Linked DNA regions of Homo sapiens: all the other regions are linked to region 1. A link is a loop called in an ENCODE intact Hi-C map of the cell type or tissue named here. Cell type or tissue: endothelial cell of umbilical vein. All regions are shown on one strand. Each heading gives the region's core, and the rest is flanking DNA. Links, peaks and the distances in the headings are about the cores only.

What was found. A loop is a pair of places that touch in the nucleus more often than their neighbours do. Peaks named below come from ENCODE experiments on the same cell type or tissue, not always from the same donor. Only the 100,000 strongest peaks of a DNase experiment are listed, where the experiment ranks them.
Region 2: a loop joins it to region 1, with 4 times the contacts of the local background. A loop is called at or near these places in 2 of 110 quality-filtered maps.
Region 3: a loop joins it to region 1, with 3 times the contacts of the local background. A loop is called at or near these places in 4 of 110 quality-filtered maps.
Region 4: a loop joins it to region 1, with 3 times the contacts of the local background. A loop is called at or near these places in 3 of 110 quality-filtered maps.

The regions. Positions count from the first base shown.
Region 1 is chr13:44,966,018-44,973,869 of GRCh38, forward strand. All of the region lies in intron 5 of NUFIP1 (nuclear FMR1 interacting protein 1), which reads right to left. Among named protein-coding and RNA genes, the nearest start is that of NUFIP1, 20 kb to the right of the region's middle. RefSeq lists a silencer at 7,117-7,411. In endothelial cell of umbilical vein, for the core only: a CTCF peak has its summit at 4,030 (motif pointing left); a DNase peak (open chromatin) is centred at 4,004; H3K27ac peaks cover 1,210 bases.
Region 2 is chr13:44,881,189-44,889,040 of GRCh38, forward strand. LOC105370187 (a long non-coding RNA gene) reads right to left here. Exons shown (of 4, transcript XR_941934.4): 3 at 6,832-6,979. Among named protein-coding and RNA genes, the nearest start is that of TRE-TTC2-1, 33 kb to the right of the region's middle. In endothelial cell of umbilical vein, for the core only: no CTCF peak of the experiment used is centred there; a DNase peak (open chromatin) is centred at 3,353; H3K27ac peaks cover 1,638 bases.
Region 3 is chr13:44,706,570-44,714,421 of GRCh38, forward strand. All of the region lies in intron 2 of LOC105370185 (a long non-coding RNA gene), which reads right to left. Among named protein-coding and RNA genes, the nearest start is that of LINC00407, 70 kb to the left of the region's middle. RefSeq lists an enhancer at 7,378-7,852. In endothelial cell of umbilical vein, for the core only: no CTCF peak of the experiment used is centred there; a DNase peak (open chromatin) is centred at 4,252; H3K27ac peaks cover 2,082 bases.
Region 4 is chr13:44,751,671-44,759,522 of GRCh38, forward strand. No RefSeq gene overlaps it. Among named protein-coding and RNA genes, the nearest start is that of LINC00330, 54 kb to the right of the region's middle. In endothelial cell of umbilical vein, for the core only: no CTCF peak of the experiment used is centred there; DNase peaks (open chromatin) are centred at 4,411 and 4,941; H3K27ac peaks cover 2,513 bases.

The DNA.
Region 1 (7,852 bases), core at 1,876-6,875:
CAATTTTGTTTAACACCTAACACAGCAAATTATAAACCTTTAACTGCTTCTACAATTTTTTAAGAGGGAAAAAAGTACTTATAACAATGTTACTCAAAGTGTGGACCACCTGCTAATCCACAAACTTTGCTAGCAGTCTGCAACTAGACAAGTGTACACTGGAATTTAAATCAAATATATCATACAATGTGCTCAAACTGATTTAATTCATCTATATGGCATGTACCCATAAATACTGTAAAAAAAATTTTTAAGTCTATTCAATTTATTCTAGTCATTACCTTTTATTTCCTTCTTATTTATTTATTTATTTTTGAGTCGGAGTCTCGTTCTGTCACCCAGGCTGGAGTGCAATGGTGCGATCTCAGCTCACTGCAACCTCAGCCTCCTGGGTTCAAGCAATTCTCCTGCCTCAGCCTCCCAAGTAGCTGGGATTACAGACACCTGCCATCACGCCCAGCTAATTTTTGTATTTTTTGTAGAGATGGGGTTTCACCATGTTGGCCAAACTGGTCTTGAACTCCTGACCTCAGGTGACCCACCTGCCTCAGCCTCCCCAAATGCTGGGATTACAGGCGTGAACCATCACGCCCGGCCAAGTCTATCCAATTTCTTATGCAAATACATGCTAGGTATATCGAAGTTACCAAGACGAGGAGGAGACAGTTCTCAAAAAATATACACGGTGGCTCATGCCTGTAATCCCAGCATTTTGGGAGGTTGAGGTGGGCGGATCATTTGAGGTCAGGAGTTCGAGACCAGCTTGACCTACGTAGTGAAATACCATCTCTACTAAAATACAAAAATTAGCCAAGTGTGGTGGCGGGCGCCTGTAATCCCAGCTACTCGGGAGGCTGAGGCAGGAGAATCTCTTGAAACCAGGAGGTGGAGGTTGCAGTGACCTGAGATCGTGCCGCTGCACTCCAGCCTAGGTGACAGAGCAAGACTCCCCCTCAAAACATAAATAAATAAATAAATAAATAAAATAAAATAAAAAATATACTGTCTACCAGGAAGATAAGAAAAGCACACAAATAGTGATAACATAAGACAAAAGTACCCAAGAGGGTATAAAGACTGGGGGGTAGGGGTGGAATGGAAAGACTATATCTAATTGGAAAAATCCATAAAGAAAAGAAATGAAAGAAATTGGTCTTAAATGGTAACAGAAATCAGAGTATGTTAAGTAGGCCAAACAATGCAAACAAACCAAGACTTCAGAAAGTGAAAGAGGCCGGGTGTGGTGGCTCACGTCTGTAATCCCAGCACTTTGGGAGGTCAGGAGTTCGAGACCAGCCTGGCCAACACAGTGAAACCCCATCCTATTAAAAATAAAAAAAATTAGCTGGGCATGGTGGCGGATGCCTGTAATCCCAGCTACTCAGGAGGCTGAGACAAGAGAATTGCTTGAACCCAGGAGGTGGAGGTTGCAGTGAGCTGAGATCACGCCACTGCACTTCAGCCTGGGCGACACAGAAAGACTCTGTCTCACAGAAAAAAAAAAAGTGAAAGAGATATCTGGACAATGACAAGTAGTTAATATGGTATGAAACACAGTTACAGGCAATCAGACTGGAAAGGGAGACTCAGGCCAAAATGTGTCTTGAATACCAAACTAGAAAGTTTATATTTAATTCAGCAGGTGATAGAGAGCCACAGAAAGTTATGAACAGGGAGAGATATGTACAAAGCAGTGATTAAGATGAAATCTGACAGAAGTGTGCCAGATGAACTGCTTTCTTTGTTTCTCTGCACAGCTGTGTGGAGATGCAGACACCAAACTTTCAGGAAGAGGGCAATAGATTCTAGGAGTATAAAAAACATAGAAGGAAGGGAACACAGCTCTCTACTACCCCGTCTGGCTGCTGATCAGAGTAAGTTTGGAGAAACATCAACAAATGTGTTCTGCCATTGCTTCTAGGACACTTCTCTACCTTCTGCCTTTTTTTTTTTAACATTTGCAACACTGACTTGAATAGCACAGACAATATATAAAGCCTATGGGTGGGCCATACTGAAAGACAGGAATGGAAATGACATTGGGTAAGTGGTTAAGTAATCAGAAAAAAAATGTAATGAATTTCAATGAGGACAGTGTGAAGCAATATATATCCAGTCAAGAAAAATAGACTCCATAAAAAAAGATGATTAATGTACAAACTATAAATAAACATAAAAGGAAAAGATCAAGGTCATAGGAGATAAAAATCTGACAGTCAGCAATACATGACTACATTTTTCGAAAGCAAACATAATCTAAGGTTATAAGAAGTAGACTCTGGCACTTGTACGAGTGTGAAATCTTCCTCCAGGATACTCAAAAGCAGTCAGATAATCTCAGGGCACTGTGTCCAGTTCTGTACTTCTAAACTAAAGGAACACTGAGAAGAAAAAAAAAAAAAAAAGACTTGGAAGGGATTCAGAAGAGACTCAAAGATGATTAATAGGATGAAAAATAAAACCTCCAAAGAAAGATGAAAGGAACTATTTGCAACCTTTAAAAGAAGATGAGAAGCGACAATAAAAATAGTTTTACAGAGAGGATGGTCCAGTTGTTCTCAAACTGAAGAGAATATGCAGAAGTAGAAATGAGAAAAACAGTAATGATTTTTACAGGCCTCACAGTGGCGAGACATGTAACTCACAGCTACTCAACACCCTCCACAATTCTCAAATTTACTTATTACTTAAGTTTCTTCAACATTTTTGCAGAGTATTGCAGACTCTTACCATGTTGGGCTATATGTTACATGATAAAATTTGGCACTACAGTGTACTACGTACCAGAGAGCAGATGCTAGGTAACTGCTTTTCATTGGTAAAGAATTTAAACTTGTTATAGCAAGTGGATTTTAGGTAAGATATAAGAAAGAGTTCCCTAAGTGAAACATCAAAGATGTGATGTGTAGAAACTCCTTTGATGGAAGCCTTTTAAAACAGCTAATTTTCTCTTTCAGGCAGACTGCAGTATCATGTTCCTAAAGGTAAAGAAACTTAACTTCCTAAAATTAAATATCATGTTCCTAAAGGTAAGGAAACTTGTCTTCCTAAAATTAAGTATCATGTTCCTAAAAGTAAGATTAGAGTTTTAAAAAGTTGTAAGATTTTATTTTTCTTGGTGCTGAAATCAATAAAATCCTCTTCCAAAATTTATTACATTCTTATTTACACAGAATCCAGATATTTAAAACTAGAGAGAAAAATGGTTGCTAAAAAGCACATTATCGCAAAAAAGAAAAATCAGAAACACAAGACCTAATTACACACATAAACAACAGTAGGAAGCCCCACTCCACCAACATGAAGCTGAGATAAATGAATAACGAAAAAAAAGGAGTTCTGATGAAGGAGTTCAGGTTCCTAAAGTACAAGAAATAACAAATCCAAAGACTATTGAAAAAACATAAATTATGTCTTACATTGCAGTTACATACATGTAAAGCTTAGTCCAATATCTCCTGTTAGAGAATGGATAATATGAAGTTATAAAGACCGTGACAAGGGAAATTTTCACAGTTGGTTTTTCTATATTTTTATCTACTAAAATCATTTTCTCCCTGTACTTCTATCTTTCCTCAGTTCACTAAGAGGAAATGGTCCTGAAACTATGCTCTTTTCCTTCCTCTCTTCTTTCATTTTTTACCTCTTCTTCACCTTCCTCATTGCCTATACCTTATGCCTCCAGTGACAATCTTTAAGCACTACAGAGCCAACACATGGGCAAACCGTCCTAACCATTATCTTAGCACAGACCATTCTGGTCACATTATTCTCTCCAATTTTTTCCTTATGCTCAAATCACGACCCATTTATTGGCTTTTCCCCTCTGCCTGTTCTATAAAACATAGTTACTCTTCCCACTCTCATTAAACCACAACTGCTTCCACACAAGCTACACTATTGTACTTTTCTTTCTGAACATCAAAAAGATACAGCATTCTTTAGAGCAGATCTCCTGTGTTGGAATTCTGCATGAACCAGGGAAACAAAAGGATTTCCTCAGAGCCACAGTAAGCGTTGAAATAAATTGTAAAACTACTCCACCTAGTGGACTCCCAGTCTGCTGTGAAAAATGTTCCACTGTTTCTATAATAAAAGCAAGGTTTTGGAAACAAACCTCTACCACTCATTTTCCCTAAAGCCAAATCATACAGCATTGGTACTACATAGGACAGGAATTAAGAAAGAATAACTTTTTTTGGTGGCTTTTTTGGGGAGGTAGGGGAAAGGCTATTAATGGAAAGCCTTAAAAGTTATTAAATTAAATACACTCGGTACCCCTGAGTCTGACTAACCTGAAAAATACAGAGATGTAGAAGTAAGGACAAAGATGTACTTTTGTCAAAGATAAGGAAGCCATATGCCAAGCAAACCTTCAGTTTTCTTTAAGCTTTAAAATTCTTACTCTGTGAAATCTTTCACAAGCTTTTCCTAACAGAGCAACTACATAAAGACCTTATTTTTCCTGCATGTCAAAGAATATAGTGGCTTCATCGGAAAGAATGTAGCTCTCACACAAAGATCAAATTCATGAAATAAGGACTATTCTGCCACACCAATGTGGAACTTACTCTTTTTAGGAGTTCAAGTAATATTTTTTAAAAATTGAGAATGACAGGAATGTAGAAAGTAAGTATATTTTTGTAACAGGGTTTTTTTGTTTGTTGTTTTTTTATTGAGACAGTCTCACTCTGTTGCCCAGGCTGGAGTACAGTGGCACGACCTTGGCTCACTGCAGTCTCTGCCTTCTGGGTTCAAGCAATTCTCCTGCCTCAGCCTCCCAAGTATCTGGGATTACAGGTGCGTGCCACGATGCCCAGCTAATTTTTTTTATTTTTAGTAGAGATAGGGTTTCGCCATGTTGGCCAGGCTGGTCTCAAACTCCTGACCCCAAGTGATCTGCCTGCCTTGGCCTCCCAAAGGGCTGGGATTACAGGTGTGAGCCACCACGCCCGGCCCATAATAGGTTTTTAAAAAATTGCTAGTGGGGATAGTATTTATGCATTTTTGAGAAATCTATCAAACATACCAAAAGAAAAGCAGTATTTCCCATATCCTCTAATAAAATATACATACAGAAAAAATATATATGAACTCTTCAGAATATATTAAAGAGCAAGAACCTGAGAAACAAACTATGGAAGAACCTCAGATGAACTCACCCAGTGCCCAAAGAATTTTCAGAGCACTTACTAAACAAAGCAACATCACAGGTATAAATAAACTTCATCCAAAATTGCCATCTTCACCCCATTTCCTCATTCTCTTTAAACACCTCTAAATTTCACAAACCTATAACCTCACTTATTCCCTCAACAGATTTTGCCCATTCCTCTTCCAAGGCACTTCTGCCTGCTGTCATAGCATACCTCTGGAAACCAGAGCTAGACTCTATCCCCTCAGCCCCCACCTGTCCTACATAAAAAGAGCCACCAGCAAGCCTATTAAATGCTTGCTCAAACCAATCCTTTATTCAGAAGGACAGAGCCGCTTCCAAAATTCACTTATAGTTTTGAAATTCCACTGTGCCACCAAGAACTAAAGCAAACACTGACTATTCTCCCCCATTCCTTAACAATTTTGTTTCAGGCATCCCATCAACTCCACTGCCACTGAAGGTGGTCAAGCAGCCCACTTCTAGCCAATGAGATCTATATAAATTATCTCCTGGTTGGAAATAAAAACAAAGCTACTGTTTTCCCAGTGAAAAGGGGGGAAACTAGGCTACGTGTACCTTTTGTCTTTTTCTCTTCTTTCTGCCTATTCTGTGGCTTAATATTTGCATATGCAAGAACATTCTGGTGACAGGCAAGAGGAGAGCCGCCTACTCCGGTGCAACAAGAGACAGCCTACGTCCATGGTACTGTCATGCAGCAACAGCAGCCCTGGATTTATTTTTTTTTTAACCTTGGGAAAATGACACCTCTTTGCACTAAGCCATGGTAGTAAGGTTGCCATTCCATTTCCTAGAGCATGACTAGCTAATGCAAGCACCACTGCACCCTACCATCTCCTTTTATCTGAATACTTTCCATGCTCAAATAGGCTTATCTTGATTTAAAACTATCCTCCTACACAGTTTGGCAGTTTCTCATAAAGTTAAACATATGCTTACCACATGACCAACCAATCTCACTCCTGGATATTTATCCAAGTCAAATAAAACCCTATATTCAAAACAAAAACCTATACGTGAATGTTTATGAAGACTTTATATAAAGGCTAAATACTGGAAACAACACTCAACTGAGAACGGATAAACAAACTGATATACATCCATACTATGGAAAAGAGTAATACTCGGCAATAAAAAACAAACAACTGCTACATGCAACAACATGGATAACTTTCAAATGCAGACTAAAAATAAGTGAGTCAGACTAAAAAGGCCACATACTGTATGATTCCATTTATATGATGTTGCTGCAAAAGTATGAATATAAGAACAAAAAATAAATCAGTGGTTGCCAGTGGGTGGAGGGGAGGCTGCCATCAGGGCATAAGGCAATTTTTCCAGGTGAAGAAACACTGTTCTATATCTTGATTCTGGTGGTATTTATATGACAGTATATATTTGTCAGAACTATCCACTAAAAAGGGTGAATTTCACTATATGTACAATATACATTAAGATAAACTGGGGGAGGGAGGCCTCTTATAGGAAGTCTTGAAAAACAAATAGACGGCCCTCCCCTCCAAAAACTCAAATATCCCTTGACCAGTCAGGATTATCCCTACATAGCTAAAATTAATGCTTCAGTTACTTGTAGTCTTATGGCCACCTCATGTGTATTTATTCATTTCACACTACAGTGAGAACCTTAAAGGCAAGAAGTTACTAGTGTTTGTTTTGGTGAACTCAGCCACATATAGCAAAATCTTTGTCCTTTCAAATACTGAATGTTTACCTCTAATTTTCAAACTAAACTATTGTCAAGAAGTTATGCAAAGATAAGCAAAATGTCTGTTAACATATATTCAAAGGTTGCTGAGATTTCTTGCTAACATTAGAAAATCAAACTAGTCTTCTATCAGGAACTTTAAATAAATACATGCTGCCTATGCTAGTTTTCATCTTCAAATATTAATGTTTCCAAAGTTTCTCTAGCCAGTGGAAATTTTTTCCTTTAATCATTTATTCACGAAACCACAAGGGGGCATAGTTCACATTCGTGTAGGGAAAAGCCATTAATACTTTAAAATACGGATGAATTTGGTTTGTCCCAGTGATGGTCTACCCTACCCTATGTAGTGAGAATTTAATGTTCAAAACCACAGCAGTTTAAGTACTATTAGTTACACTATAATTTCCAAGCATAATTATTAATCATATCAAAATATTTCTGCCCAATTTCTCTAAAAACAACAAAGATACAGCTCAAACATGATTTATAAATACAAGTCTCAGTAAGACTTCTCCAACCACTTACTTGTGTGTACCAAAACAGAATTATACCCATAAGAAAAATATCTTCAAGCACCATTTACACACACTAACATTTATAAGCATTCCCTATAACTATGGCACTATGGGATAGAAGCAGCCAGGTAAAAGTTGGTTCTTACATTTCAGAGCTCACACTTAATTCAAGAATAAAAGACACATATGCAAAGAAGTTCACCAACAGGGTCATAATAAAGGATATCTGTGCTAAAGAGGCAGAAAGGAGATACCATATTCAAAGAAGGGCAAGACATTTCTCTAGGCAGATGAGAAAAAATATACCCAAAAGTGGATGGATTTCAGATGAGCTAAGAGCAATGAGCAGAACTTTAAAGATGGAGTAGGTAAGATCTTCTAGAAGCAGCAGCACGAACAAAACTAAAAGGGCGAAAGTTCACAAACCCTGTA
Region 2 (7,852 bases), core at 1,297-6,296, 85 kb before region 1:
TACACTCAGTTCCCGGCACACCTCAGTCTTCCAGTCTCTGGTTATTGGTTCAGACCACTCCTTCCACTTAAATGGAATGTTTATATTTTATGTTTATCAAATAAGCATCCATTTTTTAAAGGATTAATGAGCATTCATCTACAAGATCCTTTTCTACCCAAGTCAAAGCCACCAATTCGTATTACCAAAATTTCCCAGGGCCCAGGGCCATGAGGTTTAGAGAGAGGGAGAATTTCCTCTCACCCCATAAAAGGCCTGCTTAGCAAGCTCCTCTTTCCAGTCTCAGAACTTCCCAGAGATGACAATGTGCAAGTCCATACCCTTCGGTGGAAGTGTTCCACCCCATGCCCAGGAGCTGTATCAGGGGAGGCTATACCCATGCAGTGTGGGGGGCGAGGGAATGGGGATGTAGCTCTATCTCCCAAATTACCCAAAGAATGGACAGCTCCTTGCCTTTTCATTTTCAAATGTTTTATTGATACATAACATTCATATAGAAAATTGCACAAATCATAAGGTATAGCTAGATGAATTCTCTCGAAGGAATACCTCCCTCCATAAAACTACCCGGGTCAGCAACTATGTTTACACTTTTGATATGTCTTAAACTCTAGGTTATTCCATCTTAAAGAGTTGAGATTTGCTGAGCCCAGACCAAGTCTGTGTGGTCCCTTCTCCAGCACGAGGCCAAGGTGATGCCAGCCTGCTCTTCCTATGCGCTTGGGGTCTCTGCTCCTCCTTCCAGCAAACAGCGAAGTTGGACCTAATATACACAGCTCCACAAGAACCACAGCAGTGTTTGCAGACAAGCCACAGTGTGAGTCCACAGGCAGAAAGAAGCCGTTTCCCAAAGGAAACATTGGCTGCAAAGATATACCTCTGCCTACCATGAAGACAGTCTTTGAATCCTTAAACAGGGCAGCAATGACTGCTTCCAGCCATAGCCTCTCAATTAAACAGCCCATTCAGGTAGACTTCTCTTAAAAAGGGACAGTTTCCATTAAAAGCATATTCAAGACTTTACCCCTTGCATGACTAGAAACCCTTGAGGGTGCTGAAATGATCTTTTCCCCATCTTTTATCTAATCCCAGAAATGTTTCAAAGAACTACAATTAAATTTCACTTTCCCCCAGAGGCCTCTGAAAGGAGGACGCTTCTCCCTAGCACACGACATAGGACAGGGAGCTTTGCCAGGAGATGGAGGCAGCAGAAGAGACATTTCACTGCGATCCTGGGACCACCTGCCATACCCACAAATACTCTCTTTCCTTCACGATCAGCTAAAGTGCAATTCCTGCTCAGCCTTTCATGCCCACTCCAGGGACCTCATCTGGTATTTGCCAAACACTTTCTCATATACTAAATCTTTTCACTTGCCCTGGTACTTTATGGTTACCTAAGGCTCAGACAAACTCATTAACTCCACAGACTTCCCAAACATCCCCTTGGTGCCAGACACTGAGTTAGGAGCTGAATACATCAGGGACAGCTTACTGATCACCAAATTTTATCTCCCCTTTTAATAAAGTTGTCCCTGGGAGCTGGCTTCCAGACCAGGAACTACATCTCCCATCCTCCTTGCATTAGATGGGGCCACGTGGCCATTTCTCAACAAAGGTAAGTGAGTAAAAGTGATGTGTGTCATTCCTGAGAATAAGTGTTAAGAAGTGTGGCTGCCCTACCCCCTCTTCCCTTATCCACTGGCTGGATACAGAGGACTCCAAAGCAGCAAGGCATGGAAAAGCCACAGAGTAGGAGCCAGAGTCCCCAGATCACCAAGGAAGGGAAAATCACCCACCAACCCAGAATATCTGCATGGGCCTATTATGTGATTGAGAAATGGATTTCCGCTGTGCTAAGCTACTGAAATATGTGGGATTATTTGTTACATCACTAGTATTACTCTGACTTTACAATGAACAAGATATGCTCTCTATCACAGAGATGCTGATGTACAGAACATTTAGTCTTGCATTTTAGAAATCTCTTTCTAGGTCGGGCACGGTGGCTCACACCTGTAATCCCAGCACTTTGGGAGGCTGAGGCAGGCGGATCACCACGTCAGGAGTTTGAGACCAGCCTGGCCAATATGGTGAAACCCCATCTCTACTAAAAATACAAAAAAATTAGCCAGGCATGGTGGCGCACACCTGTAGTCCCAGCTACTTGGGAGGCTGAGGAAGGAGAATCGCTTGAACCTGGGAGGCAGAGGTTGCAGGGAGCTGAGATCGTGCCACTGCACTCCAGCCTGGGCAACAGAGCAAGACTTTGTCCCAAAAAAAAAAAAAAGAAAGAAAGAAATCTCTTTCTAGCAACAAGATGGAGAATAGACTGAAGTGCCTCCTAAGAAGGAAGACACATATAGATATAGATATAGATACACACACACCTATATATGTATATATACCCACCTATATATACATATATCTGTCAGCTATTAATTTTATTTTTTCAAATCCAACATTTATTCTCCCTTCTTATAACATCCTAATTTTTCTTAATCCATGTAGTTTAAGTAGAACTGATTAAGTAGAACCAGTTCTAAAGGTCAATCAGAGCCATCAGAGCTACACTGGGGCCTTTTCTGGAAGAATGAGAGAGAGGCATCCTCTTTCCTCAGTGGTCTACTAAGAGATAGATTGTGGGACTGGTGCCCATGGCAGCCATCTTGCCTCCATCAGTGGAGATTGCTGAAAATGGAATGAAGGAGGAGAGGAGGTGGAGCGGGTTCAAACATCTGGCCTATGATCCATTTTCCTCTCAATCACTAGGGGGATTTGTAGGGAAAGAGGACAAATGACCTGGTCTAATTTATTTGTAAATATGCTGATAACTGACCTCTTGATAAATAGTTTCAAGAAGAAAAGTCCTTATTTATGGAATGTTGTTAGCAAGATTTCCTTGGCCTAGAACTGCTTATGGTAAACAAATGTAGAATCGATGGATAAATGAGGCACATAAAAATTGAAAATGGCACATAAGCTCAGCAACAATCTTGGAAGAAAATGGAGATGTCTCATAATATAAACACTCCTTGCTGTGTAAGATGAACACAAACATTACTTAGAGACCTCATCTTATTGCTCTCAGCCAGAAAGTATGTCTCATACAGGAAAGAAGGACCTGGGGAACCACATGGGATATCTCACAGCTCTCTCTGTATTCAGTTATCTATTGCTGTGTAACAAATTTCTTCAAAATTTAATGGTTTAAACAACATCGTTTTATTCTCTCTTGTATTCTCTATGGGTCAGGAATTTGGACAGGGCACAGCTGGGTCAGATTTTCTTTGCTCCATAGTGTCTGAGGCCTCCCCTGGAAACACTGAGAAACTGGAAGTGACTCAGTGGCTGGGGCTGGAATTGCCGGAAGTCCTGTTCACTCGCATGTCTGGAGATGGGTGCTGCCTGGGAGCTCAGCCCATGCTAAGGATGGCATTCCTCCCCACGTGGCCTCTCCACAGCTTTCTTTGCTTCCCCACAGCATAGTGGCTGGACTCCAAGACTGCAAATCCCAAGAGGAACAGGCAGAAGCCATATCACCTTTTACGACCTAGACCCGAATGTCATCTAGTGCCACTTCTGTTGTGTTCACATGCCCACCCAGGTGCAATCGAAGGCAACATGGACCTCACCTCTTGAGGGAAAGGTGACAGTGTCACACAATGAGAAGGGCACATGGGATGGGAGAGCTTGCTGGGGCCATCATGGAAAGTGCAGTCTGCCTCATGCTGGTTTCCCCTGTGCCGTCAGATTGCTTATATATTTGAAATTACTAGCAAAGGTGAGATCTCCAATTTGACAGAGGAGTTCAGAGTCAAGAGATAATGAACAAGAAAACGACTTAATGGGCCGGGTACGGTGACTTATGCCTGTAATTCCAGCACCTTGGGAGGCCGAGGCAGATGAATCACTTGAGACTGGGAGTTCAAGACCAGCCTGGCCAACATGGCGAAACCCCATCTCTATTAAAAAGTACAAAAAATTAGTCGAGCGTGGTGGTGCACACCTGTAACCCCAGCTACTTGGGAGGCTGAGGCAGGTGGATTGCCTGAGCCTGGGAGGTGGAAGCTGCAGTGAGCCAAGATCGCACCACTGTACTCCAGTCATGGTGACAGAGTAAGACTCTGTCTCAAAAACAAACAAACAGACAAACAAACAAAAAAGAAAGATAGTTAATAACCATGTCTGTGCTATATATCTGACTGTGCCTGAAGTCAAAATAATCCTAGCGCTGCCCAACTGCATGAGCCAATACATCCTCCTTTTTATGTAAGCCTGTTTGAGTTTTCTTTCCCTTGTAATCAAAATATTTAAGAATAACATAGTGTGTATATATTATTTACCACCCTATAAGGTGGTACTTTAAACTGTTTTTTGTTTGTTTATGAGATGGAGTCTCACTCTGCTGCCCAGGCTGGAGTGCCATGTGGCACAACTTGGGCTCACTGCAACCTCTGCCTCCTGGGTTCAAACAATTCTCCTGCCTCAGCCTCCCGAGCAGCTGGGATTACAGGCAGGTACCACCACACCCAGGTGATTTTTGTATTTTTAGTAGAGAAGGGGTTTCACCATGTTGGCCAGACTGGTCTCAAACATCTGACCTCGGGTGTTCCACCCACCTTGGCCTCCCAAAATGCTGGGATTACAGGCATGAGCCACCGTGCCTGGCCACTTTAAGCTGCTTATAAAAATATATACATACTGGGCTGGGTATGGTGGTTCATACCTGGAGGCCAATAGTTCAAGACCAGCCTGTACCACATGGCAAGACTCCACCTCTACAAAAGAAATTTTTAATTAGCTAGGTGTGGTGGCTCATGCCCTGTCATCCCAGCACTTTGGGAGGCTGAGGCAGGAGGACTGCTTGAGGCCAGTAGTTCAAGATCAGCCTGGCAACATAGTGAGACCCTGTCTCTTCAAAAAGTAAAAATAGAAATACAGATTTGGTCAGCAATAATACTTTTAAAAGCTGACTATAGACAAGACATTCTGCTAAGTGCTGAAGATAAATGGATCAACACAATAGGCAAGATTTCTGACCTCATGGAGCTTCCTTCCAGCAAGAATCATTGTCATCGGATAAGTGACAGTTGAGGCCATGAGTGTGCATGAGGCCAACCAGGAATGTAGTCTTGGGTAAGTTGCAGACCATATTTCAGGGCTAAGCTGAGGCAAGGATCCCTCAAAGGAGATTGAGAAGTAATGGCCAGAGAGGGGAGATTAAAACCATAAGGAATGTCCTAAAAGCCACCCAGGAGAGAGTATGTAGACTATATATGAAAGTGTTTAGGCCAGGCACGGTGGCTCACACCTGTAATCCCAGCACTTTGGGAGGCCAAGGTGGGTGGATCATGAGATCAAGAGATTGAGACCATCCTGGCCAAAATGGTGAAACCCCATCTCTACTAAAAATACAAAAATTAGCTGGGCGTGGTGGAGGGCACCTGCAGTCCCAGCTACTCGGGAGGCTGAGGAGGGAGAATCGCTTGAACCCGGGAGGTGGAGGTTGCAGTGAGCCGAGATCGCGCCACTGCACTCCAGCCTGGCAACAGAGTGAGACTCCATCTCAAAAAAAAAAAAAAAGGTTTTAGTAAGGTATTATGCAATAATACCTTCAATAATTATTATTTTTTGCTCTCATCTCTACCTTTTTAAAATCATTTTTTAGGTATTTGCCTTACCTGAGTTTCTTGAGGATGGGGACATTTTCCACCTTGGTGCCCTTGAATGACCTGGTGAGTGTCTTCCATGCTAAGTCAGTGTTTGTGGAAGTATCATGTCTATTCATTATTGTGAGTGAGAGAAAGAGAGAGAGAGAGAGAGAGTGTGTGTGTGTGTGTGTGTGTGTGTGTGTGTGTGTGTGTGTGTGTGTTAGATAATCAAGCTACTTGAGGGCAGGGGCTGGAGAGAGGCTTTGGTTTGAGTTCTTTATCATCAGATGCCCTAGCAATTCAGTCACTCAATCAATATGTGTTGAAGTTATTTATCCTCTGTTCCAGTAGCTAAGCCTTCATGTATGATCTCTGAGCTCAGATGTGCCGCCTGTAGGGAAACGCTTTGTTTACTGCTCTCTAATCCCTGTTGTTCCTTTGCACAGGGTGTTCTCACAGGACTATTTTCGTTTCATTGTTAGAATCAAGGTTTCCAAGACTAATAAGCAGAGCACTTGACCTAAACAAACCAGTTCAGCTGAGATATGAATAGGCAGCCATAGCTGCACAGAAATCATGACCAGAAAGGACCTAAGGGGCATCTAGTGATGGATGAGTCTAGGCCAGCCCCCTTGTTACACAAGTGAGGAATAAGTATACAGAGAATTTCCAAAAATTGTCCAAGGACACAGCTAGTTAATGGCAGAGCTAGAATTGGAATTGAATACACAGACTCCCAGGCCTTTGATCCTTATACCATTCCCAAGGTTTCCTCTTAAACTGAGTTCATCTATAAGCCTCGAGTACTGCACCCTAAGTGATTCTGCAATTCACATATGATGTGATTAATGCTCCAGAGGGACTGCTAATAGTCCAGCTCTCTGGGTGGGCACAGATGAACGAATACATGAATTGCTGATCACACCACTGCATGGTTATTTCCATACTTATATACTAATGTTTCTAATCAACATTCATTATGGCATAATATTTGTAAAGGCCTGAGACTGGAAAGTTCTTCAGACTCAGATCTTATACTCTTTGCAAGACCTTTGTATCACCATCTTTCTTTAAGCAGCTGCCACTTTAGGGCAGCTGGATGAGAAAATACCATCAATCATGCAAAGCAACAGCAGCAGCAGCAACTTTAAAGTGGTCGTCGCTCCTGTCATCTCACCTTAGGTCCTAATCCTTTTGTGACACGATCGTCTTCTCCAGTGGCAACTAATTATGATGTCACAAATAGAGGATTATAACTGTAGTCGAGGAACAAACAGTAGGAGAAGAAAGATCCTGTTTCCATGTCAGTGTTTCTGGAAAATTTGCTTTTAGGGAAAACACAAAATAGAAAATTGACTTTAATTTCACATTTAATAATAAGAAGAATAAGAATATCTAACATGTCTTGAGTCTCTTTCTAAGAGCCAAATACTTTGCTGAGTTCTTTTTCACATACGTGATCCCAGTTAATATCTATAACAGTCCTGCAAAGGAGAAATTAGTCACAATTCACCAAAATGGAAAAGTAGATTTAGAAAGGTTAAGTGAATTCTCCAGAGTTTTTATAGCTAGCAAGTGGCAGAACCAAAATTTCCTACAAGTGAGCTATGGGATGAAATTAGATCTTCAAAATGTGGAATAAGATATGGAAAAATTCCATAGACCCATAGGTTCTTAAACCACAAATGGCAGACAGAAGTTATTGTCCCTTTTATAGATGAAGTTCCTGACACCTGGAGATGTTAAAAAGCTTTCCCAAATTCCCAGAGTTAGTAAGTAGCAGAAGAAAAAAACAACAACAACACCGTTCCTTTTTTTTTTTTCTGAGACCTGGCTTTGTCACCCAGGCTGAAGTGCAGTGGCATGATCTCTGCTCACTGCGACCTCTGCCTCCCAGGCTTAAGCGGTCCTCTCACCTCAGCCTCCCAAGCAGCTGGGACTACAGGCATGCACCACCGCACCCAGCTAATTTTTTTTGTTTTTTTGTAGAAATGGGGTTTGGCTTTGTTGCCCACACTGGTCTTGAACTCCTTAGCTCAAGCAATCTGCCCACCATAGTCTCCCAAAGTGCTGGGATTACAGGTGTAAGCCATGGCACCTGGCCAAAAAACCTTTTCTGTTCATACTCCAGCACACTGCCCTATAAGTAACTTTAATCATTACTGAGCATCTAATATATACTAGGAACTGTTCTGGAC
Region 3 (7,852 bases), core at 1,587-6,586, 260 kb before region 1:
GTTTCACCATGTTGGCCAGGCTGGTCTTGAACTCCTGACCTCAGGTGATCCACCCGCCTTGGCCTCCCAAAGTGCTGGGATTATAGGCTGAGTCACCACGTCCCGCCTGCTAATCTCCTTTTTCTGTTCCAGCACCCACATTGTAACTAGCTGGCATGTCTCCTTAGTCTCTTTTAGTCTGTTACAGTTTCTTGGTCTTTCCTTGTATTTTGTGACCTTGACAGTTTTGAAGACTACAAATCAGGGATGTTGGAGAATGTCCCTCAATTTGGGTTTGTTTGATATATTCTCCTGATTAGTTTGGGGCTATAGACTTGGGGGAAGAATACCACAGGTGGGGTCTCTTGTCAGGGGATTGTACCAGGGGATACATAATATCAGTATGTCTTATTACCAGTGATGTTAACAGTGATTATTTGATTAAGGTGACATCTGCCGGGTTTCCCTAACATCCTGTTTCTTCTTAAACTCTCACCCACCTGTTTAACATTCATAAGTGGTTCTTGTCTGTTGCAATGATTACCGTGGTGTTCTAATAGTTTTAATGATTTCCTTTTTTTTTTTTTTTTTTTTTTTGAGGCAGAGTCTCGCTCTGTCGCCCAGGCTGGATGGAGTGCAGTGGCGCAATCTCGGCTCACTGCAAGCTCCGCCTCCCGGGTTCACGCCATTCTCCCGCCTCAGCCTCCTGAGTAGCTGGGACTACAGGCGCCCACACCACGTCCGGCTAATTTTTTGTATTTTTAGTAGAGACGGGTTTCACCGTGTTAGCGAGGATAGTCTCCATCTCCTGACCTCGTGATCCGCCTGCCTCGACCTCCCAAAGTGCTGGGATTACAGGCGTGAGCTACTGCGCCCAGCCTCCTTTGTTTCTTCTACATTGAGTAATTTGAATTCTGGAAGGAACAATTGTCCTTCTCTTCCATTTATTCATTTACATCACTATAGACTCATGGATATTGTTGCTCAAATTGTTCCAGCTTTGGTTAGTCCAAGTTCTTTTAGGTTTCAACAAGCCCTCATCCTGTTTTTTTTGAGCTTCCTTATTTTTATTGTACCACAAGATGCTTCAGGCTTATTTTGTATTTTTCCTGTCCTGGAATCAACCACTTTTTTAAGGAGCCCTATTTCCTTTTATTGGAGAATGGTATTTAGAAACCAAGATCTGGGTGGGAGGTGACTCATTAGTACTGGAGTGTCACCATTTCTAGGTCCTTTCAGGGAACAGAGCTAGGAAATATTGTTTGTATACTAACCCAGGCAGACATGCACATCTGTATTTACTTCTGTATATCTCTACCTCAGTAGATCCTAACCTGGAGCAATTTTGCCCACCCCCAGGGGATATTTGGCAATCTATGGAGACATTTTGGGGCATCACAACTCAAAGGGAAGATATTACTAGTATCTACTGTGTAGAGGCCAGGGATGCTGTTAACCATCCTACAATGCAGAGGAGGGGTCCCACCAGCAAAGAAGAATCCAGCCCAAATGTCCATAGTGCCAAAGTTGAAAAGCCCTGATCTATCTGTATATTTATTAAAAACACACAAAACACATATGAATTCATACTGATAACTCGCACTCAACCCAGCTGAACAGGGTGCTTTATTCTAGCATTCTTCCTTTGCTTTTTTGTAACTTCTTTCTCCAGTAAGAAACCTGGCTAACAATATCTACAATACAGTTCCTTATTTGTTCAACTCTAGTATACAGATCGTTTCAAAATTGCTGCTTCATACTCTGTGAGAGACAAATTTACTTACTAGAATATAGTGTTTGTGTCCAGTTCTTTTTTGTCTTTAGCCTTACAGTATCCACTCAAAACACTGTTTTGAGGCCAGGCACAGTGGCTCACGCCTGTAATCCCAGCACTTTGGGAGGCCAAGGCAGGCAGATTACCTGAGGTCAGGAGTTCAAGACTAGCCTGGCCAACATGGTGAAACCCTGTCTCTACTAAAAATACAAAAAATTAGCCAGGCATGGTGTTGAGCACCTGTAATCCCAGCTATTTGGGAGGGTGAGGCAGGAGAATCGCTTGAACCTGGGATGCAGTGGTTGCAGTGAGCCAAGATCACACCACTGCACTCCAGCTTGGGAGACAGAGTGAGGCTCTGTCTCAAAAAAACAAAACAAAACCAAAAAAACCTGCTGTTTTCCAGAGTTCCTCAGGTTGGCTCCTTTCTTCTCCCACTCCCTTCAGCATGGTGTGTCATTCGTCTGTGATACCACTGGATTCATTTGCCACAGCATGCATTCCATCTTAGGCCTCCGACAACCTGGTTTATATATTTTTTTAATTTCCATAGAGTAAAATTCATTATTTGGCCTGTATCGTTCTATGGATTTTTGACAAATGCATTAAGTTGTATATCCACCATCATAGTAACATACAGGAGAGTTCCATCACCCCCAAAATTCCTTTATGTCCTTTGTAGTCAATTTCTCTCCTCACCCCCCAGCAACTGTCCTTATAGTTTTTGCATTTTTGATAATGTAATATAAATGGAATCATACAATATGTAGCCCTTTGGTTCTGGATTCATCTATGTTGTTGTATAGATCAATCGTTTATTCTTTTTTGTTGCTGAGCAGTATTTCATTGCATAGATATGGTTTATCCATTCACCAGTTGAAGGACATCTAGGCTGTTTCCAGTTTAGGTTGATTATGAGTTAAGCTAATATAAACATCCATGTATAGGTTTTGTGAAAACATAAGTTTCCAGTTCACATGGTATATACCTTGGAGTGGGGTTGCTGTGTTGTATGGTAGGCATACTGTTTTCCAAAATGACTGGACCATTTTGAATCCCCACCAACGAGGTATGAGGTATCATCCTTGGTATTTTCAGTTTGTTCTTCTTTCTTAAGCCATTGTAAAAGGTGTGTCATGATACCTCCTCATGATTTTAATGTGTATGTCCCTAATGACCAATGATGCTGAGCATCCATTTATATGCTTTTTTTTCCACCTGAATGTCTTCTTTGGTGAAGTGTCTCTTCAAATCTTTTGTCTGTCCTCTTGCTCATTAGTTTTTAAGCCTTGTCCCCATTTTATAGACATAAAACTCTCACACTCACCCTTTTCTGAAATTCCCTCCTTTAGGAGCTCCCCTAACTCTACTCCCTCCCACCTCCCACCATTACAGTCACAGGTTCTTCTGGATATCCTCACCAGTTAACATGGCCTGTTGAGTTTTACCTTTTGTAGTTTGTATTATGCAAGCTTTTTTCTAAGTATAAAATTATACCCTTTTAGATGCTGAGTTAAAAAAAATACAACAAATGAGGCTGGGCACGGTGGCTCATGCCTGTAATCCCAGCACACTTGGGAGGCCAAGGTGGGCAGATCACGAGGTCAAGAGATCGAGACCATTCTGGCCAACATGGTGAAACCCCATCTCTACTAAAAATATAAAAATTAACTGGGCGTGGTGGTGCGTGCCTGTAATCCTAGCTACTCGGCAGAAGACTCGCTTGAACCAGGGAGTCAGAGGTTGCAGTGAGCCCAGATCACGCCACTGCACTCCAGCCTGGCAACAGAGCAAGACTCTGTCTCAAAAAAAAGAAAGAGAGAAAAAGAAACAAATGAAAAAAATAAATAAAAATAAAAATAAAATTACACCTTTATATTGATCTACTTTGCCAAACCACCACTCCAAGACTCTGATATGACTCCCTAGGGAACATGGCTTCCATATCTAGCCTCCTAGTGACATGGTACATTAGTATTGCCAAGAGAGTTATAGAAACTGGACATTCTTGAGGCGGGGCATGGTGGCCCACGCCTGTAATCCCAGCACTTTGGGGGAGCGAGGCAGGCAGATCACGAGGTCAGGAGTTCAAGACCAGCCTGGCCAACATGGTGAAACTCCTTCTCTACTAAAAATACAAAAATTAGCTAGGTGTGGTGGCGGGCGTCTGTAATCCCAGTTACTCGGGAGGCTGAGGCAGGAGAATCACTTGAACCTGGGAGGCAGAGGTTGCAGTGAGCCGAGATCCCACCACTGTAGATCCCACCACTGTGCTCCAGCCTAGGCGACAGAGTGAGACTACATCCAGAAAAAAAAAAGAAACTGAACATTCTCTTTGGCAGAGTGAGGCATCCTAGAGGGGCTCAGTGTTGAGTCCTGGGAGCACTGCAGTGCAGATGTCATAGGCTGGGGAGAATTGAAGTGAAAGTGTCTCAGGTTTCAGGTTGATGTGGAGGTGGTGCTGTCTATGTGAGTATGTTGGGGATGGAGGAAATGATTCATTTCCACAGGACTCCTGACTCATGGAAGTATTTGGGCCAAACTCACTTTCTAGAGTTAAATTTCATGAATTAGAATTAAAATATAATAGCCACAAGGGCTGGGAAGGATGGAAACTTCGTATTTATTAATTCATGTAATCCTCACAGCAACTCTATGAGGTCATTCACCTGCATTTGATAGAGGAGTAAACGAAACCCCTGGGAGTTAGAGGGCTGATAAATTGCAGGGCCTGGACAACATTCCTACAGCTGACCCCAGAACTCTCATTCTTTCCACAGCATTATTTTACTACATCTTGGGTTTAATTCACATACTGTGTAATATTAGAAAAAAAATTTTAAGAAGGTGGGAGTTTGGAGATCAAAGAGCCCCTGAGAGGTGGGAGCTGGCTGTGGTTGGGACTCTAGCAAGCCAGAACTTATATCTGGCTCTCACTCTTTTGCTTTGTGAATTTGGAGAAATAATAATAATTTTTTTTTTTTTTGAGATAGGGTCTTGCTCGGTTGCCTAGGCTAGAGTGCAGTGGCATGATCACAGCTCACTGCAGCCTCTGACCTCCCAGGCTCAAGTGATCCTCCTACCTCCACCTCCCAACTAGCTTGGACTACAGGCACATACCATCATGCCCAGCTAATTTTTAAGTTTTTTGTAGAGACGGGGTCTCCCTATGTTGCCCAGGCTGGTCTTGAACTCCTGGGCTCAAGCAATCCTCCCACCTTGGTCTCCCAAAGTGCTGGGATCACAGATGTGAGCCACTGCACCCAGCCAGTTGAATATTCTTTTGCTTTAGTTTGCTTCTCTTTCGCAGTGGTCTCTGTACTGTTTTGATTGCACATGCCACCAGTAATAAAAAAGTTTGAGAACACTAGTTCATGAAATGTTTATCTCTTTATAAAGTTATGTACATATAAAGCCATTTTAACATATTATGTATGTTAAAAATATTTACAAAAATAGAACTTTCAAAAGGATAAGATAAAAATAAAATAGCCATAACTCTGCCCTCACTAATATTTTTAGTTGAGACCATGTGACTGAACTAGATTGTCCTTATTTTTACCTCATGTGACAAATAAAGGCGGTGTCTGCTGTGCCATATTCTTGTGGTTTTACTTATGCTGGCTAAGTAAGAACTTTGTTCTTAGCTTTACTCTCTGATTCCATTAGAAAAAAATATTTTCATGTCACTGACCTATTTTTTCAAGTTTAGCTTTATTAAAACTAAATTATGAAAGCTATAAATCTATGTAACCTGCCATACACAAATGCACTGTGTCCCAATACACTAAAAACAATCAAATTAGAGTGATGCTATTATTCCAGCCAAATCATGGGATGCCCTCAGGCTTCTTTCTCCATCATCCAGAACACTCAACCTTCTGACATGTGGGCTGAGAGAGGAGACCAGTGCCAATCCATTGATTAACTATTAGTAAAGCTTAACTTCTGTCGTATTTATTTCATTTATTTATTTATTTTTTTGAGACAGAGTTTTGCTTTTTGGCCCAGGCTGGAGTGCAATGGCATGATCTCGGCTCACTGCAACCCCTGCTTCCCGGGTTCAAGCAATTCTCCTGCCTCAGCCTCCCAAGTAGCTGAGATTACAGGTGCCTGCCACCACGCCCAGCTAATTTTTTGTATTTTTAGTAGACATGGGTTTCACCATGTTGCCCAGGCTGGTCTCGAACTCCCAACCTCAGGTGATCACCCACCTTGGCTTCCCAAAGTGCTCATGCACACAGGCATGAGCCACTGTGCCTGGCCAACTTCTGTCATATTTTAAATCAAAATAAATCTAAGTTTAAATGTTTTCTTACTGTGCTCCAAAAGATTGTCTTGCGTATCCACTAGGTACAGACACTTTATTTTAGAGACAGTTGACCCTTGAACAACATGGGTGTGAACTTTGTGAGTCTACTTATACCCAGATTTTCTTTCACCTCTGCCATCCCTGAGACAGCAAGACTAATCCCTCTTCTTCCTCCTCCTCTACCTCCTTAATGTGAAGACGATGAGGATGAAGACCTTTATGATGATCCACTACCACTTAATGAAGAGTAAATAGGCTGGGTATAGTGGCTCACGCCTGTAATCCCAGCACTTTGGGAGGCCAAGGCAAGTGGATTGCTTTGAACCCAGGAGTTCGAGACCAGCCTGGGCAACATGGAGAAACCCTGTCTCTACTAAAAAATACAAAAATTAGGCGTTGGTGGCTGTCGCCTGTAATCCCAGCTACATAGGAGGCTGAGGCACGAGAATAGCTTGAATCTGGGAGGGAAAGGTTGCAGTGAGCTGAGATTGCGCCACTGCACTCCAGCCTGGGTGACAGAAAAAGGCCCTGTCTCAAAAAAAAAAAGAAGAAGAAGAGTAAATATATTTTCTTTTCCTTATAATTTTCTTAAAAGCATTTTCTTTTCCCTAGCTTGCTTTGTTGTAAGAATACGGTACACAGGCTGGGCACGGTGGCTCACACCTATAATCCCAGCACTTTGGGAGGCCAAGGCAGGCGGATCACCTGAGGTCGGGAGTTCGAGACCAGCCTGACCAACATGGAGAAAGCCCATCTCTACTAAAAATACAAGATTAGCCGGGCTTGGTGGCACATGCCTGTAATCCCAGCTACTTGGGAGGCTGAGGTAGGAGAATCGCTTGAATCTGGGAAGCAGAGGTTGCGGTGACCCAAGATCACACCATTGCACTCCAGCCTGGGCAACAGAGCAAAACTCTGTCTCAAAAAAAAAAAAAAAAAACAGTATATAATACATATAACATATAAAATATGTGTTAATTGACTTTTTGTTACACATAAGGCTTCCAGGCAACAGTAGGCTGTTAGTAAGGTTTTGGGGGACTCAAAAGTTATTTTCAACTTCACATGGGGTTGGGGCCCCTAACCCCTGTGTTGTTCAAAGGTCAACTATGTAAGTTTCCCCCAAACAGGAGAAACGTAGGAGTTGACGGTATGAGTTCCATTGCACTTTGTTGAATTATTCAGTAAAAGGGCTAAAATGCCTTTAAGAAAAATATTTTTGCTACAAGAATTGAGAGAATCCAGAAGTGTGGTTGATGATAACCAAAGCAGGGATTCAAATTAAATGTGAGCTCCCTGAACTTCTGAAGACAGCCTGTTTTCTGCTGTAGCTTTGACAAGGTCAGTCCCAGGACAGATGGAGGAGGCAACTTTGTTGGAGCTATTACTGATCAAGTAACCCAGATGAGTCTCAGATCCACTCAGAACCTTCCTCTCTGGATTCTCTTTCATATCTCAGGACATCTAAACCATTTCTATCAATTTGCTCCAGAGCAAGCTGGAACCTGGACCCCAAGATGAAGAACAAGCCTGGGCTGACCCAGACAAGGTTATCCTAGACCACAGCTCACAGAGCAGCCCCTTGGAGAGCCTGAGCTGAATTCCAACCCCAGCCCGAGGGTTTTGGATGGAAGTGAGTCAACTTCTGGAATGCAGTGAATTCAACATTTAGCCCCAAGTTAGTCACCATCGCAAATAGCAGTGAGGGCTGTGGCTCTTGTTCCATCTCCTTTTCAGCTGCAACAAAGTGACTACTGGAAACAGAGGCCAGGGGAAAGAGCAGGCCA
Region 4 (7,852 bases), core at 1,854-6,853, 210 kb before region 1:
ATGGTAGAACTTTCTAGAATAGAGCTCCTCATAGGGTTGTTCTACAACATTTAAATTAGATTCTTCCTGAGGCAAACTGGTCACCTGATCACCTTAAAGCATCTCTGGGACTCTCAATGCCCAAAATTCTTGTGCTCTGAGTTCTGAATTTCATGTGGGTATTTTAAGCAGCTGTGCCTTTATAATGATATAAATGCCACACTCCTCACAATGGCTAGCTTTTCAGCATAGTAAATGTCATCTCTGGTTTTCTTTCTCATAAAGAACATTTCCACATGAAAATTGCCACCTTTGGGCTATGCTTTTTGCTAAGTTCAGACCTTATATGTAATAGGGGTAGGCTCTTACTTATATCATCTAATTTTTCAGGGCTCTAAAAAAAATTCATAAAACCTCCATTGACTGGTAATGACAGATGAGTTCTAAGACCAAATTCAGGTTATGCAGGAAAAGGTGCTATAGGGAAGGCGTTGAACTCTGCTATAATGCAATTACACCAGGAAGAAAAATCTGAACTGTTGACAGTCATTTGTACCTTCCTGAGAATGAAACTCCAAAAGCAGAGGGAAAGCAGGAGAGGAGAGAGAATCAACAGGACACGCGCACCCTGTGAGGAAGAGTTATGCGGTAAGGGGAGGTCAAAGACCTTCACTGTTGTGGCTAGCGATGAAAATAAAACAACATGTTACCAGAACGGAATTGTCCAAGAGTATTCCAAGGTTGGAACTGAGATCATCGCAGGACAATGACTGCCCATTCTTCCTGGCCCCAGCACTTATTGCAGCACTTGGAACATAGTGACAGCTCAGCAAATGTTGGCATTTTTAATGAATAACTATTTGTTGTGTGTGTGTGTGTGTTTTTTTTTTAGCAATTAAGAAAAACCTCTTTACACTGACAAGATATAATTCTCTGGGCCAATAATTTTAGGAACAGAGACATTTGAATCAAAGGTGTGAAGAAATGAACACGTTTTTTGCTTTCCCTTCATGAGAGCCTAGGTTCCAAACATGCTTCCCTTGATTGAACAAGCTGAACCAATCCAGATGGCCTGGGGGATAGTAGGTGAAAATAGTAGCAACCAGAGCTTGTTTTAGAGTATTTTCTCATTGCATTTAACGTTCAAAAGAAAGCTCACAGTCACTTCCCTTACAGAACACCCCCATCACACAACGACATACACACGCATACACAGGTCCGTGGATGTCTCCCTTTAATAATATTTTACAGCTAACAAAGAGATTGTGTATGCCAGGAAATGGAGGCCCAGAGAGGTGAGGTGAAATGCCTCTACAGTCCCATCTAGAATATGACAATATTTCTTAAACACAAGCCCAGTGTTTTCCCCAATGTACAAATAATAAAATTCTAGAAATACTGTCTGGATGCACAGTCCCAATCTACCTAGGTTTCTGTACATCTCATAATAGCAATAATGCTAGAAATCTTGAAGTGAAAGTTTTATTTTATTTTTTATTTTTTTGTGGAGATGGGGTCTCAATATTCCTGGCCTCAATCAATCCTCCCACCTCAGCCTCCCACATTGTTGGGATTACAGGTGTGGGCCACAGTACCTGGCAGAAAAGAAAGATATTTAAATGGAATTGAAGTAGGCTCTACTGGGCCCTTAATTTAAGGGGCACAGTGGGAGGTTAGCAGGAATTTCAAACAGTTCACCATGGTTTGCCTACTTTTCCATATTGTTGCTTCCTTCTGCTCAGTGACTGAGTCACAGTTGTTTCACCGCCTCATAACATGTTAAATTCCCTTTCATCTTAGGAGTACTCTGCAGTTGCCATTTGAGACTATGGTCTCGCTAATCAGAGCCAGAATTTGTCATCCGTCATTTGCTATGTGTCCTTATCTATTAATACTAGACTCTGGGAATATAGAAGGAGACTTCAGTGTTCTCCATGGTACTCAGATGTGAAGATCTATGTGAGGACTTCTCCATTACTGAAGGGTACATACCATGTATCATAAGATACCAATAACCAACAGAAAGGAGATAAAGTCACGGGTAAGCCTGAGGACAAAACCCTGTAACTGGTTGTAAATGTAACATAAGCAGGTTTCTCTTCTTCTCTCTTTAGATCAGAGGTTAGCAAACTTTTTCTACAAGAGGGCCTGATATTAAGTATTTCAGCTTTGCGGGTCACACCACCTATGTCACAAGTCTTTGATTCTACCATTGCAGCAGAAAACTACTTAGGCAATACAGAAATGAATGGACGTGGCTGGATTTGGCCCATGAGCCATAGTTTGGCAACCCCTGCTCTAGATGATAATCATAAATAACATTTTGAGTGCTATATACCAGGTACACTATCTTACTTAATCTTCTCAGCAATTCTATGAAGTGACTGCTCTTATTTTCATTCCCAGGTTACATATGTAAAGTTTAAGTCTTATATAGATTAAACAAAGCTGCTTCTTATCAAATAGCTAGAAATCTACATAACCAGGATTTTGATCCCTGGTTGGCTGTAATAAAAATCAAGGGCTATCCTTGATTCTTTAAAGGGAAGAGAGTTGCGGTGGTAATGCACAGAAAGGAGCTAACTGAGGGGGAGTTGGAAAAGAAGTTGGGAGATGGAAAGAGTATTGAACTGCTAATCTTTGGTTGATGTTCATTCCTCCGAGCTGGACTTGCGATGTTCCATCACCTCCTTTGAGACAGGAGATGCCATGAAGTCAGTCTTGCCTACTCCCAAATTCTGTATGCAGGTAGGCCGGCCTTAGCTCTGAATCACTGTTATCTTATTACCTAGTAGGGCCATGGCTGTTGGGAAGAGTGAGTGGTGGCTCCAGTAGAGGTAACAAGCAGTATTTTGTAAGTGAAGAGTGCTTTACAGTTCATAGACTTCCACTGAGTTCTCATGGTGTCCTGTCTCTGCGCTTGGCTCTTGTTGTCCCTCTGTTTGGAAAGCTCCCCTTCTAAAGAATCCTCCTTCAAGGTCTTACTCAGATGCTTCCACTTCCATGATCCCTTCCCCGATGGCACCAGCCAGAATTCACGTTCCCTTTACTTGTGTCTGGATCACTCTGCTTCCCTGTCACCTAGATGATGTGAAACTTTCTATTTTTTGAGACAGAGTCTCACTCTGTCACCCAGGCTGCAGTGCAATGGCGTGATCTCGGGTCACTGCAACTCCGCCTCCCACGTTCAAGGGATTCTGTTGCCTCAGCCTCCTGAGTAGCTGGGAATACAGGTGCACACCACCATGCCTGGCTAATTTTTGTATTTTTAGTAGAAACAGGGTTTCACCATGTTGGCCAGGCTGGTCTTGGACTCCTGACTTCAAGTGATGCATCCACCTCAGCCTCCCAAAGTGTTGGGATTACAGGTGTGAGCCACCGCACTTGGCCAATGTGATACTTTCTATTGTGAACTGTATCTACTTTCCTCCTATGCTGGTCCATAAATTCCATGAAGGGTAGTAGGTGCCCACTAAATATTTGTTTACTTGAGTTCAGTTTAATTATCCTCATAATAACAACCTTGTGAAGTAAGCAGGACAGATGTTACCCTCTTTTTTAGATAAGAAGGCTGAGGATGAGAGCAACAGAATTACTTGTCTTGGGCATCCCATGAGAAGGTGTTGGCTAGAATCCTTGTGCAGTCTTTGACTCCTCATTGCAATGAAAACACGCTGAAGTTTTTAATTTCCTGGTGGTAATAGGCTTCCAATGTCTCTAATTATATATGGAGAAATTATGAAAATTAAAACTCGAACACTTATCTATGAAAATGGTTGCTTACGATGTTTCTCAAAACAACAAGCATTGTCTTGTTTTGCTTCTTTTGCCCAACAATAGTACAGAAGCAGTAATCAATACACAAATCCACTCAAGAGATGCTTGACCTCTCCTTAAATTTAACTCAAATTTGTACACAAAAAAAACTTCTTTTTTATTATTTTTTATTATTTATTTATTTATTTTTAGGAGACTGGATCTTGCTCTGTTGTCCAGGCTGTAATGCTGTGGCATGATCAGAGTTCACTGCAGTCTGGAACCCCAAAGATCAAGTGATCCTTCTGCCTCAGCCTCCTGAGTAGCTGGGACTACCGTCACACATCACCATGCCCAGCTATTCTTTTTTTTTTTTTTTGAGGTAAAATTTATATTAATAAATTGTACAGATTTTCAGAGTTCAGTTTGATGAGTTTTGACAGTTGTACATACCCTTTCTAAATACATAACTTCTTGTAAATCTAAATGTGTGCATGTGTGCAAGAGAACGTGTAGTATATCTGAGACGGAGAAAGGATGGGGACAGGCGAAAGACACCGAGATAGACCCAGAAAGACAGCATAAAGACAGACGTGTGAAAGGACCGGGTATTGCTCACCAATTCTGACATGGTATGTGGTCAAAAAAGAACAAAACAAATGCCAAACCACCTAAATAGACTCATTAGAAAAAGAGGTTAAAGATTGCTGAGTGACTCAGGGATATGTGGGCAGAAAGGAAAAGCTGAAGTTTCTGAGATCAAAAGCAAATTCCTTTCTTTGGCAACTCCATACATACATACACAAGGATAAAGCCATTCTTATCAAGGAAAAAGCAAACTATAGACAGTTACATTGCTGAAAAGTCATCAGTAAAAAGGAGAGAACCGTCAGAATGGCCTCAGAAGAGAGTCATATCTCAGTGGCTGAAATAATTTCTGCACAGATTCATAGGAGATATGGCAAGAAGCAGCACATCAAGATTGAATTTGTCTAATGCATGATGCATGGACTCATCCAGTGGAGGCTTGTTAAGTTTTTAATTCCGCTGAAAAAGTCAAAAGAGTAAACCATGTTTCCATACTCCTTATTTCATATCCCTAGTAACCAGACTGAGTTTCTAAAATGTCACTTGTAAAGGAATATTCCAGGAACACTGGCTATAAATTATATTACAGGATCTGAAAGTGTTTTATGACTCAGGATTTCCTTATCTTATTTGGATTGCAACTTCCCTGGGTTGGCACAATGCTTCTTATCACCGAGATAGTCCTTACATATCAGTTGCTCGGTGATCTCTGTTTTATAAAATCAGTAATATTTCCAACTGCAATACCAAACTGGATTACTTTTCTGAAGTCTTTAAACAGAATACTTTTGAATAAAATAAAAGCTGTAAATCAAACTGGTGCACTCTCTTCACAGCTATTTCCATCTTGCAGATATCCCTGCCATGCAAGTCTCCAGAGTCACACTGCCTGGGTTTGGATCCTGATTCTACCACTCCACTGCCAGCGTGACTTTGGGAAAGTTACCTAACTTCTTGTTGCCAATTTGCTCATCTGTAAAATAGGGAAAATAGTACCTATTTCATAAGGATGCTGTGCAGACTAACTGAATAATAGCTGTGCATTCATTTAACAAATCTTTATTTCTTGAGCGCCAAGTTTGTGCCAGGCACTGTTTTCAGCTCTGGGGAAAACAGTAGTAAACAAAACAGGCTGAAGTACCTGCCTTCAGGGAGGCTACATTCTAATCAGAGAGATAGACAATAAACAAGCAAACAAGGACATATAAAATGTCAAATAGTGGTAAGTACTATAGAGAAAAGAAAAGCAGAGTAAAGGAGGTGGGGCCGGGCACAGTGGCTCACGCCTGTAATCCCAGCACTTTGGGAGGCCAAGGAGGGCAGATCACTTGAGGTCAGGAGTTGGAGACCAGCCTGGCCAACATGGTGAAACCCCCTCTCTACTAAAAATACAAAAATTAGCTGGGCGTGGTGGCAGGTGCCTGTAATCCCAGCTACTCAGGAGGCTGAGGCACAAGAATCGCTTGAACCCAAGAGGTGAAGGTTGCAGTGAGCTGAGGTTGCACCACTGCACTCCAGCCTAGGTGACAGAGTGAAACCCTATCAAAAATAAATAAATAAATAAATAAATAAAGGAGCTAGGAGCTGGGGACTGCTGTCTAGCGTACTCAGGGACTATAACCATGAGGGTGACAGTTGATACCTCTGATGTATAAGTAAGCATTTAATAAGTGTTAGTGTTGTCATTATAACTGTTATTAATTAGACCCATACCTACCAAATTTGTTTATCATAAACTCCCAAAAGGAATTAAAGTGTTTTAAATTTCTGCCAGGGTGATTATAATTTATAATCACTATGCAATACAGCCTCCACCATCACTATTTGCTCTGGCAAACCTGTAGGCTGTGCTCTCTCTGCTTCCCACTCTGTTCCCCATCTTCCCCCGGCACCATATCCTTGACATCTCTTGCATAAATAGCATCTTCCCTGATACTCCAGCCTGTGGATGTATCGTACACCATCACAGAGCCTTATAGTTTTTCTTCCTAGCAACAAAGCATTTATCGCCCATGGAATTGCAGTCTTATATATTATTTATTCTTGTTTATTGAAGTCTGTCTCCTCACTAGACCCTACTTTCCATGAGGGTAGGGAGGGTCCCTGTCTTGTTTCTTTCTACACTGCTGTTTCTCCCATATCTGGCATAGGAAATGGATGAATGAGTAGTTAGAGGTCTCCACTCAACTGTGCTATGATTAGGCAAATGGAGTTGGCAGGGCGCATAGCTCTTAGGCATCTGTGTTCTATACCTTTTCTTGTATTTCCTTTCAACATATTTTGAAATTCTCATCATTTTAACTGTAGGTAAAGATCAAAGTTAATCTATAAGGCATACATTCTTTGTATGGCCAGAGTAAAGAACTGAGTAAAGAACAGAGTAAAGAACTAACTGGCCAGAGTAAAGAACCAGGCTTTCTATTTTAGAGAAACAGAAAAAAAAAATCTCCTAAGGGGTAATAGATGTCTCATTTGCATAGCCTGGTGTTTAGATCTCCTTAGTGTATTCTTATTTGTAATCATTCTGAACTAGCCATAAGCATCTTGATGAGACTCACTATCACAAACTCTTAACTCATAGCCTATGGAGAAAAGAGATCATAATATTCAGATTTTAAGTTATTAACCAGAACGTAGCACAGAGATGGGAGGTCAGCACATTGGATGTGTGAGTGGGTGTGTGCACACAAAGGAGAGGGCTCAGGGCAAAGTTAACACTGATTGGAATAGGTCAGATTGAGGAGCAAAACGTGTGTGTTTTGATTTTTCTCTAGAAAGCAGGGTTGCTAGGGAACAATAATAGCCATATCATTACCTCCTAGGATATCACAACATATACATCACAGAAGTGATACAGACAAGAAAGCCAAACACAGAACAGAGCAGAGGCAGAGGCAGAGAACGATTTTCAGATTTCAGATTTTCTGGCTCACCCTGTGTGGCGGTGGGATGATTCAGCAGGGCCAGGAAATGAGCACAACACAGCATAGTTAAGGCCTGTCTGTCTGGTTTATAGATTCTCCACCCCCTTTGCCTTTATGTTCCCCTCTGCCTACATCTCCTCAACCCAAGCCTTGCTCATTCTCCACCAGTGAGTACGCAGCAAGTAAAAGTAAACTAATATTCACTGGCCAACTGTGACTCCGCATGAGAGATGGAATATCGTTAGCTTAGCCGTTGGCTTATTTATTTAGATACAGGTTTCACTGTTCCCAGCTATTTCTGCTTTACTCCTGGTCCCACCCTCTAATACAATAGATCAGCAAGAACAAACTGCCCAAAGCTTTCTGTGTTTCTCGCTGCTGTTCAGGGCCCTGTAAGGGAGAAGGGGCGTGCCGCTTAGGGAAGACAAGCAGGGATCTGCATTAAGCCCAGTTCGTGCTACATCAGAAGAATGAATTTCAAGGGTGGACAGGTGACAGGGAGGGTAGGTAAAATAGCCAGGGCTCGGGAATGGAGTCACCCTGAGAAATTAACTGGAGTGAATACCACTGGCACTAGCAGAAGTGAAAGACAAGGCCCAGGTGCA